Regions from separate parts of the Homo sapiens genome. Here region 1 is linked to region 2. The links are chromatin loops, found by intact Hi-C in ENCODE. Cell type or tissue: A673. All regions are shown on one strand. Links, peaks and the distances in the headings refer to the core of each region. The heading gives the core; the rest is flanking DNA.

Region 1 (9,032 bases), core at 675-8,674, 230 kb before region 2:
TCCCTCGCCCACGGAGCCCCAGGCGGCGTTACGCACACCCAGGATCGTGGATCAGCCTGCCCCGGCGTCGGGTGTCCCCGCGGCTCTCACCATCTGGAAAAGGAAGGTCCGCGCGCAGAGAGGGAAATGGACGGAAATAAGCAAAAGCAAAACAACCCCTTCTGAGAAGTGTCCTCCTCGCTCTCTTATAAAAACAGGACTTGTTGCCGAGGTCAGCGCGCGCATCGAGTGTGCCAGGCGTGTGCGTGGTTTCTGCTGTGTCATTGCTTTCACGGAAGGTGGGAGAAGGTCGGGGCTGGCGGGGTGGTCCGGACTAGTGGGACTCGGGGCGCTTTCCCCGCCCGGCCCAGCGCCAAGCGGTGTCGGCAGCGGTTGTTTTATTACCTTTCGGTGAGAACTTACGCGAGGAGAGCGAAGGAGAGGTGACAATGAGCAGGAAATAGTTCAGTGGGGTCTCTTTAAACAGTAACATTCCTCCTAAAACGGGAGCCCAGGAAGGGGGAAGGAGGCAGAAGCTCCCCCTTCCAAGGCCTGGCTTTGCGCTTCTGCACACCTCGCCCATTCGCTGGACGAGGGCCTGCCTCGGGTAGCAGCCTCTGTTTCCCGGTCTCCTGAGCGGGCACCCCAGCCCCAACCCCTCTAGAGAAAGCCTGCGCATCGGGTGGGGCAGCGAGTTCAGAGGAGTCTTGCGCCCTAGCAAGGGGGCTTTCCCGCGGACATGGTATCTGCGCCCCGCGCTAAGTCTCCCCTGCCCCCTGCCCCCTGCCCCTCGCCCCTCGCCCAGCCGGGCTCGCTCCGGGGTCGGGAATTGCTGGGGAAGCCGAAGGAGGGATCCCCGCCCGGGACTCGAGGGATCGACCCGCCTCGCGGTATGCGGAGGGCTGCCAGGAGCCAGTCCCGGGGAAGGGTGCCTGCCGCCCGTGGGGGACAGGGCTCCTTCTCTCCCTTCTCCAACTTACACCGACGAGTCAGGAAGCCGGAGCGTCTAGTCCCTGTCCGCATTTCTCAGTGTCTTTTGATGTCTGGGATGCATGGATATTCCCAGGGGGCTGACCCGAGGTGGGGAAGTTTCCTTCTAGAAAGAGGCACCAAAAGGACCTCATTTGCTCCTGACGCCGGACCCTCCTGACACGCCTTCACTGGCTCATCGGGTCCTGGGCTTTGGGGGAGAGCGTGGTGCGTGTTACTCTCCTTACTCCGGGTATTAAAATGTCTAAGAGGTCATCGCTTTGGCCCAAGGCCTCCCGAGGATAAGATAAAAGGGAAAAGTGGAGGGGAGGTGAAGGAGGAACGAGGGTGGGTCCCAGGCAATTGAGGGCCTCGGAACCCTAGGCACGGGAGCGAAACCTCTCCTGCGGCTTCAGGGCAAAGGAGTCCCGAAGGCTGGATCCCTCCCCTGCGCTCGGACGGCGTCGCGGCCGCTTTTCCCACAGTCGGGAAGCGCCAAAGAAGACTGGAGGGTTTAACAGATCGCTCTAAAACTGTTCCGAACAGGAGGGGCACGGCCAAATAAGAATACAACTTCAGCAGGAAAGAATATTCCGTTTCTAACACGCGTAATAAAATTTCTACTCTCCAGAGAGAATGTCTGAAGCATTGAAGAGTACGACCCAGGAATTGAACCACCCAAGTCGGAGGAGGTAGAGGTTGGAAGTCACCGACTTTGGCCAGCACTTGTGTAGTGTCACCTGTCTTCACTTTCTAACGTTTATTTTTCCTCCCCTTTCTGTGGCTGATTTTCTGATCTTTGTTCCTCGGTTCCCAGGACCAGGCCCACTCCCTCCGCCTTTTCAGCGAAGGCTGCAGTGCATGACAGTTTACAGCCAAAACTTCCTCCAGCCCGGCTATAAAGAATTCCCAGTTAATAACAATGCGCTTCCTTGGGAGGAAAGAGGGGCTGAGGCACCGCCAGCTGTTTCGCTCCCAGGGTCTATCTCTCCTTGGCAAGCCCAGCCATTCAGAGAAAAACAAGACAAAGCCTTATGGCTGGGCCTCAGGATGCAACTGTCCCACCGAAAACATGCTTGAAACATTTTATAAGAAAACACACACACACACCCCACTCGACTCCCAGAGAGGCAGTTTTCCTGGGCCCAATCCCTTCTGAAAAAGCAAAGCCATTTATCTTTAGAAGCAGGCAACAATGAAGCTGTAACAGGCTCAAGGAGGGGTGGAGGACAGCCTCGCGTGACTCTTACCCCACACTCTAGTCCCTCTCTTTCTGCAAGAAAAACAAATGAATTTCTTTTCTGATTATATATGTACTCCTTGTAGAAATATTATATATGTATCTGTCTTCATATATATGTAAAACAGTCACCCACAGTATCTGTGGGGGATTGGTTCCAGGACCTACAAAGATGGCAGAATCCAGGGATGCCCTAGTCCCTTGGCATGGTATTTGCATATAACCTATGGACTTCCTCCATGAACTATAAATCACTTCTGGATTACTTATAATACCTAATACAATGTAACACTATGCAAATAGTAGTTATACTGTATTGCTTTTTATTTGTATAATTTTTATTCTTTCATTATTGGGGAGAGGGAGTTTGGAATGTTTTCTATCAATTCAACCAACCACGGATATGGAACCTGTGGCTATGGAGGGCTGGCTGTATGTTTATCTCTCTCTATGTATATAAATGCTAACCTCAAGCACTAAGCAATGTTCATATTTTGGGGTGTTCCTCGTCTTTTTTTCATTTTGTTCTTCTCATGAGCTCCTTCTCCCACACTGACTAAGCGGACTGATCGCAAACAGTCACAAGTTCTACATTAGAGATGACAGCCATGTTTCATGGCCAATAATTCTGCCACCAATTGGTTTATTTGTCTCTCCCATTAAAAGAAACCCAATGGCTTTTGTTATTGCTTTAAAAGGTGTGTAACGTAATTCTTTAGACTCTTTACCATTGAAAAATTTTTAAAGCCCATTGGGTTGTTTGAGGTGGTTGTGGTTTTGTGGGAAAGAACAGAGACTTGGTTTTTTAAAGTCTTCCTCTCAGGACAAGGATCCCACCCTGTGCACAGCCGGCCCCTCCCTGCTGCTCTAGGGAGAAGGCTTCGTGATGTGCTCCCTGATCTGCAGGGAAGCTGTGGCCATGTGGGGTGGACGCAGGGACTACCGTCAGCCTCAGGCTGCGTCTCAAAACCTGATCCCATCCAAGCTATTTTTTTGGAGTCAGTGGGCTTCGTCACACATGACAGTGTGTGGTTGTTTTAGTGACAGGAGTTCACAGATTAACAACAAACCAACCTGCCCAGTTGAATGTTTGGGAATGTGACAATCCCAAACCTTTCTCCTTAAAACTCTAGTGCTTCAGCTCCTATCTCTTTGGAATTCAAGTTTCCAGAGGAGAAATCGGGCTGCTGGATTTTGATCTCTTCCTCGGTAGAGAAGGGTAGCTTGAGTTTTTCTGCCCAGATACTTAATTTTTTCAATGCCTTGTGGATGATAAGTTTCTTGGCGATAGTTTCAGTGGGAATCTGCTGATTTTGCTTGGCATGCAGGGAAAGCCCTTTCCAACTCAACAAGTCTCTTTAGTTCTGATTGGTATGATGGTGAGTACTGTTTCCACTTCAGGGGTTATCTGTACTTCCAAATCTGAGGATCCTTGCCTAGTCTCCCGCCTCCTCCCCCTGTGTTGTTTCAGCTCTTAGATCTTTCTGCATATATTAAATGGCTTGTGAAATGTTTTTTCCACACCACTCTGTCAATTTCCCTCCATGTCACTTTTGGTTTTTACTGCCTCCAATGCAGATTTTATTTCTCTGTTGTAGCTCAGTTTTCTGGTAATCCTTATTTCCTCCACGTCCCTTGTCGTCTTATTCCATGGCCTTCTAGAGCAGCCTTTTTGCTCCTTAATGTCCTGTTTCTGCTTCTTAGAGGCCACAGTTCTCTGCATCTTCTGGTGCTTATGGTTTATTTTTTCCCAAGGCTGCTTTTCCTCTGTGTCTTCTGAATAATCGCTCTCCCTGCTTCCCTTTCAGCCTTTTCTGGGAGTCTCCACGGCCTTTTCTTTTCCTTCCTCCCCCTCTTACATAGGGGTGACTGCCCAGCATGCCTTCTGCAGGGCTGCACTCTCAGGGGCCCTGGATGGATGCCCCTTTCATAGCCACCTTGGGAAGACAGAGGTGTGGGGCCTGCCTTATTCAGGGTGAAACCAGCCCTTGACTGGTGGCAGGGACTCAGCAGGCCTTTGCTGAGTGGCTGCGTTGGCAACACGGAAATGCAGTAGCATGTCTATCTAAGAAACAGCAGTAGCACTGTCCTCAGATCCACTGGACATATGCTGCTGAGCACTTTCATCATGAACAAAACATCAATCCTTCACATTTACTAAAATGCAGGATGCTTCTGAAACTCCAAGGGCCCTTCTCTAGTAACCCGCTCATTGATTCAAATAGTCAGGTGTTTTGGAGAGAGTAAAGGAAGGGTTTCCTGTGAAAATTGTGTATTAAATGAGACCTTAAGAATTACTACAAGTGAGCTATTCCAAGGGAGGCTTGAAGATGCGGGGGCAGGAACATGCTTGCAGGCTGAAAATGACTCCAGTAATCATGACTGGGGACCCCCACGCAATCGTTTAATTCATATTTATATACCTGTTTATGTCATACTACTGGAAATGTTCTTTCTCCCTCCTCTACAACTAATTTTGAAAAATCCTATTTTGGCCCTGAATAAAATATCTGGCAGAAAAGAATGTTGGAAATAAATGCGGGTAGACGTACACACACACATACTCTGGCTGGACCAGCTCCAACTTCCATAATCACCATTTAGCAGGAAAGGTTGACATGATGTCCCTAATCAGAACATGCTGTGATCACTGTTTTGAAGGGATCCGCAGGGCAGGCAGGCTCTGAGCTCTGCACCAGGGCCTGACACTTGCCTGAGGAAGCAGGGGTGGGAGAAACCAGCAGGAGCTCCCCAGAGGCCGCTGGGGAGAGGAGAGGGGTGGGGCTTGGCACCAGAGAGTCCAGGGAGGTAGCGCTTCCTGTTGAAGAACAAGGGTACTCAGGAAGGCAGAGTGGCGCTGCAGGACCTACAGAGCCCCTGGGCACATGAGGAAAGAGAGCCTACGAGGTTTATAAAGTGTCCGAATATGGAGCAAACTTGAGATCAATAAACTGAGAGAAAAACAGTCTAATCTGAATGACAGTGGAGACTCAAAAGTCACAATCGCCTATTTAATAAGAACAAGTGAGATGTCACGGCAGGAGGGGTGAAGCCTGGCAGGAAATGTTAGGTGAGACCAAGTGCTGAGTATGTGGTGAGGGAACATAAACTAGGAGGAGATGAGATCAAACAGGGGCGGAAATGGATGGGATTGCAATACCCTCAAGGGAACAGGCAGGAAGAACTCCAGAAGAGACTTGCAATAATTCTGGAAATGGAGCACTTTAGAGGGTTCCTATAGAAATTCCCATCAATATTGTAGGCAAAGACAATGAACCAAAAAAAAGTGATTGAATTATAAGAATACTTTGAAAGGACTATTGAAGGCTAGTGGAAAAAACGGAAGACAAGAGCAGAACAGAGCTGAAATCTGCAGAAGGACTTAATGGCGGGAGAGAGGGGAGGAGGCTGCAGCCTGGAGGTAATGGGAGGACCAGGGTGAGAGAGAGAAGCCCAAAGGGAAGCTAGGGCTGAGGCTGCCATGGGGGCGGGGAGTAAAGGGCTGTACTCCCTACAGATCAAGTACCAGACTGATAGTAAAAATGAGACAAAGGGGAAGGACTTAGCACACCTGTGAGAACAGATTCAGAATCAGTGGTTCCCACCACAGGGACTTCGGCTGAAAAGACACCTCAGAGGAGAAAAGCCCATTTGGAAATTAGAATTAGCACATTCTACGACCGATAGTCACAGCTCCAAGGTGACAAGCTGTCCCAGCCCCAGAACCCTAAAAGGAGCTGACATTCATTGGCGCCTATTACGTGCGAGGAATTGTGCATACATTATCATTTAGGCATTGATGGGAGATAGTATTCCCTCTTGTATATACAAGGCAACTCAGAGAAAAGAGTAAAAAAAATGGAGTGGCATTTTGATTTCTGATTTGTCTCATTAAATGCAGGTTATTTCCACTAGACTAAGTTAAATATGTGAGAAGTAGAAGCAAAGTATGTGAAAAGTAGAAACAAGTTTTTTTCTCTCTTTCACCCACCATATTCATACAACCACATATGAAAGGAATCTGGTGTGCTTGCACTCAAGTGTGAGTGTTTAGAAAAGGGAGGTGGTGGGGAAACTAGTTGAGTTTAACTACTTTTGAGATCTAAAAAAAAGTTTAGCAACCCCATCAAAAAGTGGGCAAAGGACATGAACAGACACTTCTCAAAAGAAGACATTTATGCAGCCAAAAAACACATGAAAAAATGTTCACCATCACTGGCCATCAGAGAAATGCAAATCAAAACCACAGTGAGATACCATCTCACACCAGTTAGAATGGCAATCATTAAAAAGTCAGGAAACAACAGGTGCTAGAGAGGATGTGGAGAAATAGGAACACTGTTACACTGTTGGTGGGACTGTAAACTAGTTCAACCATTGTGGAAGTCAGTGTGGCAATTCCTCAGGTATCTAGAACTAGAAATATCATTTGACCCAGCCATCCCATTACTGGGTATATACCCAAAGGACTATAAATCATGCTGCTATAAAGACACATGCACACGTATGTTTATTGTGGCACTATTCACAATAGCAAAGACTTGGAACCAACCCAAATGTCCAACAATGATAGACTGGAATAAGAAAATGTGGCACATGTACACCATGGAATACTATGCAGCCATAAAAAAGGATGAGTTCATGTCCTTTGCAGGGACATGGATGAAATTGGAAATCATCATTCTCAGTAAACTATCGCAAGGACAAAAAACCAAACACCACATGTTCTCACTCATAGGTGGGAATTGAACATTGAGAACACATGGACACCGGAAGGGGAACATCACACACACTGGGGCCTGTTGTGGGGTGGGGGGAGTGGGGAGGATAGCATTAGGAGATATACCTAATGCTAAATGACGAGTTAATGGGTGCAGCACACCAGCATGGCACATGTATACATATGTAACTAACCTGCACATTGTGCACATGTACCCTAAAACTTAAAGTATAATAATAATAAAATAAAAAATAAAAAATAAAAAAATAAAAATAAATAAATAAATAAAAAACAGTTTAGTCATCTGAAAGACAGTAATAGGAGCTGGGGGAAGAAAATCCCACCACGTAAATAACTTCCAATCCCGGCAGAGATGCTGAACTATAATCACAGGTATGGCAACCAGAGAGAAAAACAGATGCCAAATAATGCTTAGGCCTAAACACATCATTCTGAGTTTCCAAAGAACCCCGTGAAGTCAGTACTGTTATCCCCTCCTTAAAAAAAAAGGTCATAATAAAAGGAAATGTACATCAGAGAGGTGAAGAAGTTTGCCCAAGGTTACAGTTAGTGTGGAACTAGAATTCCAAGTTACGCTAATGGACTATGGTAATTCCAAAACAAGAGTAGGAAGACAAGGATTAACTCCTTGGATGATTATCAGCTCACGTATAACATTCGAACATGGTTGACTTCAGGAACTGGATTTAAAAAGAAACCTGTATCAAGGTTATCACTACAGTGCTTCACTTGAGTGTTAGAGGGATTAAGATGAGAGGCAATGAAAGGAAAACAGGGGCATGCCATAGGAAGTTTGTGCAGTGCTGCCTGGAGAGGTTTGAATGCACAGCACATATTTGCATGTATTTCTCATGTTTGTGGGAAAGCAAAATTGTGTTAAGATGACCAAACCTAATTGAAACCTTGAAACCTAAAAATGTGAGAACTTTATTATTACAACAGGAAATACATATAGTGAAACATCAGTTGGCTATTTGGCTAGAGTGCAGGACTAAAGATCAGGTAAATCATGCCCTTAAAATGTGAAAATCATGTGGTATCTTTAGCCCGAGTTTCTTTCACAATTTATAACGTAGGAGTGTTGGCTCCATACAAAGGTTTGCGAAGGTTAAAAAATTAGTTCTGGGTGTTGTTTTCAGCTATATCCTGAAGTAAGGAATGGTCCCTCCTAAAATACATTGGTTCGCTGCCTGCCTGGCATAGAACCACAGGCTTATTTTTTGAGTCCTTTATAAGAAGGTACTTCAATTAACAGACCTGCAGAGGATGGAGGTCATCAGTATCTTCTTCACTCTCAAAGTGTGCTTCCGGGAACACCTTCCCTGAGAAAGGCAGAACAGGTGCACTGAATGATGAGCGCTCAGCTATTTCCATCATCCTTAGCTTCAAAATCTATGTCCAGTCTAGAAAATTCTTCTTCTTTTTTTTTTCGAGACCACATCTCACTTTGCTACTGAGGCTGGAGTGCTGTAGCCCAGTCATGGCTCACTGCAGCCTCAGCCCACAGGGCTCAAGCGATCCTCCTGCCTCAGCCTCCCAAGTTGCTGGGACCACTATATCTGGCTAATTTTTTATTTTTTGTAGAAACAGACTCTCGCTATGTTGCCCAGGCTCGTCTTGAACCCCTGGGCTCAAGTGATCCTCCTGCCTCAGCCTCTCAAAGTGCTGGGATTATAGGGGTGAACCACCGCACCCAGGCAAGAAAATTCTTTATATATATTTTGGCTTCCTTCTCCATTTGTTCTTTCATTATAAATAGGTTTGACAAATTTTCTGTGTTCTTTTGGAAACAGTAATGTATGTATATCTCTCTGGGAGTTCAAAATATTATTAAAGGATTGTATTCTACTTAGGCTATTTTCTTTTCTTAAGTCTTTTCTCGTCTTCTGATCACATGGGGAGGAGGAAAAGCGGCAACGTTTTCTTTTTTAAAAAAATACATGCCTATGATAGCAATAACCCACCAGGTGTCACAGTAGGCATTTAGTCATTGCCGATGGAATGGAAGAATACATGACTAAATTTTTAGTGACTCCTAGCTCCGTCCCCACAGCTCATTAACTTTTTAATTTTCCCAAGTGCCCTTACAATTCAGTCCACAGG
Region 2 (9,032 bases), core at 252-8,251:
GGAAGTGGATAGGTGATATCCAGCAGGTGTCCCTCAGGAGGCGGAAGTGGATAGGTGATATCCAGTGGCTGGGGGCGGGGGTGGGGGCGGGGGTGGGGGTGAGGGGCAAGCACAGGTGTGTGCTGTGTAAGCAGGTGCCCAGGCCCCTGGAGAACCTCCCACTGCACTTTCCCTGTGGCCTCAGCAAGGAAGGGGCCCTCGCTGACTGGATGAGTAGGAGGGTCCCCCAGGCCTGGTCTGGTCTGGAGAGAGCTCTGTACATGTGTGGACCCCAGTATGTGGACCACATGCTGCTTCTGCTCCAGTAACACCTGTGGGTTAACTCGGTGCTTCTCCACATGGTAATCACACAGTATTGTTTCTGACCAGGAACCTCACAGCAACGTGTTATGTGCTGAGTATCTGGGTCCTCCCAAAATTCATGTGCTGAAGACCTGGCCCCCTGCGTGATGGTGTCTGGAGGTGGGGCCTTTTTGGGGAGGGTTAGGTTTAGATGAGATCATATGGGTGGGGCCCCATGATGGGACTAGTGCCCTTGTAGAAAAGGAAGAGAAACCTCTTCCTACAGCCATCTCTCTCTGCCATAGGAGGACACAGTGAGAAGGTGGCTCTTCAAGCCAGGAAGATGTCCCTCACCAGGACCTACATTTGCTGGCACCATGAGCTTGGACTTCCAGCCTCCAGGATGGCAAGGAGTCCATGTGTGCTGTTTAAGCCACCCCTTATGTGCTACTTCGTCCCAACTGCCCAAACCTGGAGCAAGGGAATGAATGGGCTGATACTTCCAGGATTCATGGGTCTCACCATGTTCAGGAACTGTGCCTCTTTAGAATGAGATGCGGCCTACTGAGGGGTCCTCACAGCCCTGGTGGGACTGGGGTGCATCCTGGTTGAGCAGTGCATGCTCTGAGCCACTGTACTATCTGGTGCCTTTTCTCCCCTTGCAGACTCTACAAGTGGAGATTGAAGGACTGTACGTGATAGTGGAATTACTCACATTGATACCCAACAACTTGCCAAGAAACTATTTCCTTTCTCTGTGCTCCGGGGCCCTGCTGGGGGAATGCTTCCCCTAGGGACACCAATGCTGTTCCGCCACCCTGGCTCTCAAGACTGTGCCATCACAGGCAGGGGCCACACCATGGGGCGGCCTCTCCTGACTGGCAAGGGGGATGTCAGGGCACTGTTCCTCCATGCGGCAGGGAGGAAGCACCCCCGCACCACCAGCCCAGTGGGGAAACATTAACAGAAGACAGCAGCAACCCAAGGGCAGGGGCCCTCCACCTTCTGGGACCACAGGGAAATACAGACAAAGATTCCCAAGCAGCTCTGGGGCCAGGTTCGAGGACGGTGTGAGAGGGGCAGCTGGGAACATCACGGGTACAGGGACCTGCACAGGGGCTGAGGGCTGTGCCAGCTGTGTTGGCTTCCTGCAGCTGCCATCACAAAGTCCCACAGGTGGGCAGCTTAAACAGCAGGCTGCTCTCACAGCCCTGGAGGCTGGAAGGCCAAGATCAAGGTGCTGGCAGGGCACATTTCTCCTGAGGCCTGTCTCCTTGGCTTATAGAGGGCCACCTTTTCCCTGTGTCTCTTCACATCGTCCTCCCTGTGTGTATGTCCCTCTCTGTGTCCAGATGTCCCTTTCCATAAGAACACCAGTCATGCTGGATTAGGTCCCCCCACCCCAATGACCTCATCATCACTTGATTACCTTAGTAAAGGCCCTGTCTCCAAAGACGGTCACATTTTTAGGTACTGGGGTTAGGACTTCAACAGGATAATTTTTTTTGGAGGGGTGAAACCTTGATTCAACCCATGACAGTAGCTATTCACATTTTCATCCTGGGCCTTAGAGGAACTGATTTCTTCCACCACCCCCATTTCCCTGTTACCTTATATAGATTGTGCTGATGGTGGCCAACTTCCTGCGTTGCTCATGGTTTATAGGTGTTCAGTCTGAACTGGACTGGAAGAGAAAGATTGTCCAGGGCTGTAAAGAGAGACTGGTGAGACTTGGGTTTTGTCTTTGGGAGACGATGTGCATGTTTTCATTGTTTGTGAAGAGCAGCTGTGTTATTTGGGTGGGGATGTCATGGCTGCCATCACTGTTACTTTGGAGGTGAACAATAGGAAGAAAGTTGTGTGGAGACTTTGAGCGGCTGCAGGCTGGAGTGTGGTGGATAGGACAGATGGGTTTTTTGTACTCAAGCTATTTGAAAGCTGGAATCTCAAACTTCCTTGAAGCATTAATTTCCCCTGTGACTTGAGCTTTCCTGAGCAGCTATCCATGTGAGACTTGCAGGGAGGTGGTAGCCACATCGAGCCACCTCTGCAAGCCAGGGAGCAGGATGATCGCTGTGACCAGGGTGGCTGAAGCAGGTCTAGCTGCCAATGTCCAGAAGCTCCTGCTTGTGGACTTTCATGTACCAGCAGCCTGCTTATCGAGCATTTGAAATGTGGAGAGTGTGGCCACACAATTAAAATTTAAATTCTATTGAATTTCAAGTAATTTAAATTGTAAGTAGTTTAAATACCAAATATGGCTAGTGGCTAGCAAGTCAGACAGCACAGCGTGAGAGCATACCTTTAAGGTGGGTGTGCCTAGAGATTCACCAAAGAGAGCTGATGTGGCCAAGGTCACAGGGGCTTTGTATGCTGGACCAAAGAGCCCAGAGTTTTCGATTTTTCTCTTGAAGAACAAGAGCTGCTGAAGTTGTTGTTGTTGTTTAACATAGTCAGGTGATACGGGCACAATTATTTTCTGACAGAATTTTAAGCTGCTATGTGAAGAGATTGAGAGAGGCAACGTGGTGGCAAGATGCCAGCCAAGAGGTTACTACAATTGCCTGGATGAGACGTGTCGATTGCAGAGACAAGCTGGAGGTGATGGGAATGGGGAAAAAGCGCACAGTCAAGAACTCTGCAGGGGAACACCTGTTAGGATCTGACCGCTGACGGTGTGCTGGGGGGTAAGACGGAAGCTTCGGACCCCAGGATCTTGGGATTTATCACTTGCAAATGGCATGTATGGGAATGTCTCAGCGGAGTTAGGGAATGAAGGAGCAGTAGCATGTCCAGGCGGAGGTTGGGTGAAGATGTGGACGCAGGATTGGAAGGGCCGGTGTGAAGTGCTGTCTCACATCCAGGTGGCAACGTGCAGCGCACAGCGGGCAGAAGCTCGAGGAAGCCCCAGCTAGAGACAGCACTTTCTTGTTTTCAGTCACCTTTGCGCTGCAGGTGGTATTAAATAGTGCTTCTTCAGGCCGGGCACGCGGCTCACGCCTGTAATCCCTGTGAGAGGCCGAGGCGGGCAGATCACGAGGTCGGGAGATCGAGACCATCCTGGCTAACACGGTGAAACCCCATCTCTACTAAAAATACAAAAAATTAGCCGGGCGTGGTGGCAGGCGCCTGTAGTCCCAGCTACTCGGGAGGCTGAGGCAGGAGAATGGCGTGAACCCAGGAGGCGGAGCTTGCAGTGAGCCGAGATTGCGCCACTGCACTCCAGCCTGGGTGACAGGGAGACTCCGTCTCAAAAAAAAAAAAAAAAAAAAATAAGAGTGGATCGACAGAGTCTTACGTGATGCTGTGAAATACAGCTGCTGGGCTTCATTTCAGACACATTGCCTAAGACTCTCTTCTTATTACCCGAGTCACTGATTCACAACCACTTTCACCCTTGAAGATCCTTTGTAAAGTTAAGTTTTTTCCTAACAGACCTGTTATATAAAGACTTTGTCTTATAAGGAAGTATTTATTATGTAACATGTTTGTCCCCTCTAAAGAGGACAGTTTAAAGGAGACATTTAAATTTCTCCTTCATGTGAGACATCCAGTGTTAGTATACTGGGTTAATATAAAACCAAACAAAACTCAAATAGACATGACTTTTCACCTCTGCAGGTTTACGGTGTGTGAACTTATGATTCTCATCAACTTTTCTTCCTTTCTTTCTTTTTTATTTTGAAGACAGAGTCTGGCTCTGTCACCCAGGCTGGAGTGCAGTGGTGTGATCTCAGCTCACTGTAACCTCTGCCTCCCGGGTTCAGGTGATTCTCCTGCCTCAGCCTCCCGCGTAGCTGGGATTACAGGCACCCACCACTATGCCCGGCTTTTTTTGTATTTTTATTAGAGATAGGGTTTCAGCATGGTAGCCAGGCTGGTCTCGAACTCCTGACCTCAAGTGACCTGCCTGCCTTGGCCTCCCAAAGTGCTGGGATTACAGATGTGAGCTACAGCGCCTGGCCTTCATCAGCTTTTCTTAATACTGATGGAGCCCACGGACTCCTGGTCCTGTTGTGAACTTCAGGTTGGCAATCGCTTGCCCTGGGCTGTATGAGGAGCCAGTGGCAGGACCCTGTCTGACCGGTGACCCATGGGGGCTCTGGCCATCGCAGTGCACGGGTCCTGAGAGGGCTCCCAGAGCTGCAGGGCTGAGCGCGTTCTGCATGGCCTGCAGGTCTAGCTGTACAAGCACTGCCCTCTGCTGGCATTTTGTAACAATTGCAAACACACAGAACTTACTTGTCCCGCAACGTAGTGAAGTTTCCAGAAGGAAAAGAGATGAATTTATGCCGGGGTGGTGGTTCACGCCTGTAATCCCAGCACTTTGGGAGGCCAAGGAGGGCGGATCACCTGAGGTCAGGAGTTCAAGACCAGCCTGGCCAACATGGTGAAATCCCATCTCTACTAAACAATACAAAAATTAGCCAGGTGTGGTGGCACGCGCCTGTAATCCCAGCTACTCAGGAGGCTGAGGCAGGAGAATCACTTGAACCCGGGAGGAGGAGGTCGCAGTGAGCTGAGATTGTGCCGCTGCACTCCAGGCTGGGCGACAGAACGAGACTCCGTCTCAATTAAAAAAAAAAAATAAAGAGGTGAATTTATATAGTTAACAGGCCACGTTCAACAAGGCCACCCCAGCCACCCGAGGCCCCATGTAGAATTTTGAATGGCCACATGCGTAGTGGACGCTGAACAGGGAACTCGTAAATTCCAGCCCAGTCCCCACCTATTCACTCATTTACAAATAATGATTTGTGCCCAGCACCGGGCCAGGCATAGAAAGAAGAAAAGGATTGCAACTCTCAGGGGTGCTCCAGGCTAGGGGGAGAGAGGCGCACACAAGAACAATTTCACTTCAGTCTCTTCCTCGATCCGGTATGAGGCTGTATAAAGGGCAGTCCGGATTGTATGGAGGTAATAATGTCTGAGCTGAAATGGAAAGGATTACGCAGGATTTGTCTGTTGGACATCTCTGACCAAAACGGCACTGAAACCTGATGACAGTACTTAGCACCAGGTATCTGAGTGGGAGGCTGTTGAGAGTAAATGGAGTTACGGTGGAAGAAATTCTGAGGTCCTTTAAAATGACCAAGCTGCCCGGGACCTTGCCATGTATCTGCTGGCATGTATGATTTGGTGTGAAAATATCAGGCCCAGATAACAGCCAAATTGCCTCACTTTCTGCAAGCTAAACACAGTCTAACTGCGTTAGCTACACACACACACTCTCTCTCTTTCATGCATCACTGAATGATGGAAACACGTTCTGGTAATTTCATCACTGTGTCGACATTAGAGAGTGCATTTACACAAACCTAGATGGTATAGCCCATTGTGTACTTAGGCTCTATGGTGTAGCCTATTGCTCCCAGGCTACAAACCTAAGCAGCATGGTACTGTGCTGAATACTGTAGGCAACTGTAACACAATGATAAGCATTTGTGTATCTAGACATATCTAAACATAGAAAAGGTACAGTAAAAATATGATATGGTATTGTCATCCTATAGGACCACCATTGTATATGCATCTATCTATCTATCTATCTATCTGTCTATCTGTATAGATATAGATATATACAGTCATGCACGACACAATGTTTCGGTCAGTGACTGACTGCATATACAAAGGTGGCCCCATGAGATGACTCTCTCTCCCTCTCCCTCTCCCTCTCCCTCTCCCTCTCCCCCTCCCCCTCCCCCTCCCCCTCCCCCTCCCCCTCCCCCTCCCCCTCCCCCTCCCTCTCTCTCTCTCTCTCTCTCTCTCTCTCTCTCTCTCTCTCTCTCTCTCAGGAACCATTCTTAGAGTTAGCTGCTCCACACCCTTTCTTTCACCTTCCTTTGTCGCCTCATCCAGCAGGCTTTCCGGAATGCAGATGCTGGCATCTGGAAGCATGAAGATGAGGCCTGTGAGTTAGAGGTCCTTTGGGACCGGGAGGGCTCAGAGGAGCTGGGCTGCCATCCAGCCTGCCCTGAGGCTCGCCTGAGAGATCTACAAACTTAGACCTCAGAAGGCTGCTGTCACTTTGGGCTTCCTGCTGCTCACAGTGAAACCTAATCTTTTTTCAGGGAATGGTTAATCGTTTTATGGAGATATAATTCACATACCATACAATTTACCCATTTGAAATGTACCACCTTCAGTATGTTTACAGGGTGTGTGACCATCATCACATTCTAATTTTTGAACATTTTTGGCACCCCCACCAAAAAAAACACTTTACACCCATTATCAGTCACTATCTATTCCCTCTCCACTAATGTTCTCCTTGGCAACCACCAATCTGCTTTCTGTCTCTGTGGATTTGCTGTCCTGGACATTTTATGTAAATGAATCACACCACATGTGGCCTTTGTGTCTGGCTTCCTTCACTGTGTAGTGTTTCAAGGCTCACCTATGTTGGAGCATTTATCAGCACTCCGTTTATTTTTGTGGCTGAATAATATTCCATTGCATGGATAGCACATTTTGTTTCTCCATGAATCCACTGGTGGATATCTGGGTTGTTTCCATGTTTTTACTGATACATATTCATACACACTTATGGGGTAGGTGTGGTGTTTTGTTGCATGCACAGAATGTGTTATGACCAAGTCAGAGGATTTAGGGTATCCATCACCTGCAGTATTTATTATTTCTATATGTTGGGAACGTCTCAAGTCTTCTAGCTATTTTGAAACATACAATACACTGTTGATAACTATAGTCACTGTATTCTGCTATTGAACATTAGAACTTATTCCTTCTACCTAACTGCATGTTTGTGCCTATTAACCAATCTTTCTTCACCCCTGAAACTTAATCTTAACTACTTTACTTTGTAATACATTTCGTTTGTTTGATTAGGATAGTTACTTTCTATTGCTTGTAACCAAGGAACCGTAACTAATATAGAAATTGATATGAGAAAGCAACACATCTTCAGGGAAATGTGGAGAATTGAGGACAGATTACTGGGTGTGGAGCTGGATTGAAAAGCAGTGACACACCCGTTGATATGATGGGAAGGGGGCTGGCAGGCGATGGGGCACCCGGCCAGTGGGTCAGACTCTTGCCCATGTTCCCTGGAGGCATCTAGGAGAACACTGATTTCTCACAGTTCTGGAGACTGGAAGTCCGAGATCAAGACACCCTCATGTTTGGGTCTTGGTGATGGCCCTCTTCCTGGTTTCACACTGCTGACTGCTAGCAGTATCTTCACATGGTAGAGAGTAGAATGAGCTTCAGTCTCTTTCTCTCCTATCGGGTCACTAATCCCATTCATGAAGATGCCATCCTCATGATCTAATCACTCCTCGAAGGCCCCACCCCTTAATACCATTCCTTTGGGGGTGAGGATTTCAACGTACAAACTTGGTGGTGGGCACAAACATTCAGTCCGTAGCAGATGGCGTTTCACTGGGCAGGTGCTGTGTTTGGGCAATCCTATCAGAATCACGCAGGAGCCTTGCTAAAACGCTCCTTTCTGTGACTAGGGCCGCACCTACCATGAATCAGTAGATGGCCCACAAGGGCACGAGTAGTTAACTCAGTCACTGTGCTTCTTACAGCGGATACTGAGGGGCATTCTGTTCTTAGGAGAGACTGGACAAAGAAACTGAGTCAGTGCTGAAGTCAAGTGCAGATCTGGAGTTAATTCCAATACTACAAAATGAATTATAGTTTCAGGTGCAGAACTGGAGTTAATTCCAATACTTACAAAATGAATTATAGTTTCAGGTGCATATCTAGTTTCCAGCTTTATAAATACTTGGTACAAAATAGATAATTTAATTACTGTCATGCTGAAAGAGGAAGCTGAAGAAAACTCAATGTCAGATGGGTGCCAAATGCAGTAGAATGTGTGAGACTGTTGGGCTCGTGGTGATATTGTATAAATTAATGTCTGGCTTGCATTAATTTTTGCATTATTTTATGAAGCTTCATATTCATAAAATTAAGTGGAAAAAGTATAAATGAAACATGACTTAAGAGTCCAGATAAATCTAGAATTAGGCCGGGCACAGTGGCTCATGCCTGTAATCCCAGCACTTTGGGAGGCCGAGGCGGGTGGATCACCTGAGGTCAGGAGTTCGAGACCAGCCTGGACAACATGGTGAAACCCCATCTCTACTAAAACACAAAAATCAGCCAGACATGGTGGCAGGCACCTATAATCCCAGCTACTTGGGAGACTGAGGCAGGAGAATCACTTGAACCCGAGAGGTGGAGGTTGCGGTGAGAATTAACACCAGATCATTCTAAGGCTAAACTCAGAAGCAGAGATCTGCACAATCAGTCTGTTGTACGGACACGTGCTGGGGGTACACGCTCCACCCTTTTAGTCTTTTACACTCTCCTCTGCACCTCCAGCTCCTCACCTTAAAGGCCCCACAAGGGTCACCAGGGACCCCTGGCTTGTCTTTGACACCGGTGCTTTTGGGCCCTGGGAGTAGCAGAGGTAAAGGCAGCAGGGTCAGTGAACAAGGCTCACACACTGTCCATTTGTGCCACAGCTGAAACCTGAAATCCGCAACCCCAGCATCTTGGCAGTGGCAGTGCCCATAAATGGTGCTTGGCCCTGCCCTGGCCCCTTATTGTGAAGATCCAGCCTTCCGCCCTCCCACCCTCACCCCCTGAGCTGGCTTCCCTAGAGATCTGAGCAGCAGATCACGCCGAGCTGATGTGGCCTGAGCCAGCTACTCCCCCGATGGTCCTTGCTGGTGACAAACTGGTAATGACAGTGGCAAGTGTGGGCTCCATAAACC

What was found. Peaks named below come from ENCODE experiments on the same cell type or tissue, not always from the same donor. Only the 100,000 strongest peaks of a DNase experiment are listed, where the experiment ranks them.
Region 1: a loop joins it to region 2, with 3 times the contacts of the local background. A loop is called at or near these places in 6 of 110 quality-filtered maps.

Annotation. Positions count from the first base shown.
Region 1 is chr6:166,168,493-166,177,524 of GRCh38, forward strand. It overlaps LNCDAT (lncRNA divergent activator of TBXT), which reads left to right. Exons shown (of 2, transcript NR_166068.1): 2 at 1,580-2,680. It also overlaps a transcript of TBXT not described here. Among named protein-coding and RNA genes, the nearest start is that of LNCDAT, 4.9 kb to the left of the region's middle. RefSeq lists an enhancer at 1-95 and a silencer at 5,652-5,761. In A673, for the core only: no CTCF peak of the experiment used is centred there; DNase peaks (open chromatin) are centred at 4,959 and 5,299; H3K27me3 peaks cover 2,402 bases.
Region 2 is chr6:166,396,512-166,405,543 of GRCh38, forward strand. No RefSeq gene overlaps it. Among named protein-coding and RNA genes, the nearest start is that of MPC1-DT, 18 kb to the left of the region's middle. RefSeq lists an enhancer at 3,226-3,730. In A673, for the core only: CTCF peaks have their summits at 4,492 (motif pointing left) and 4,694; DNase peaks (open chromatin) are centred at 4,480, 6,220 and 6,580.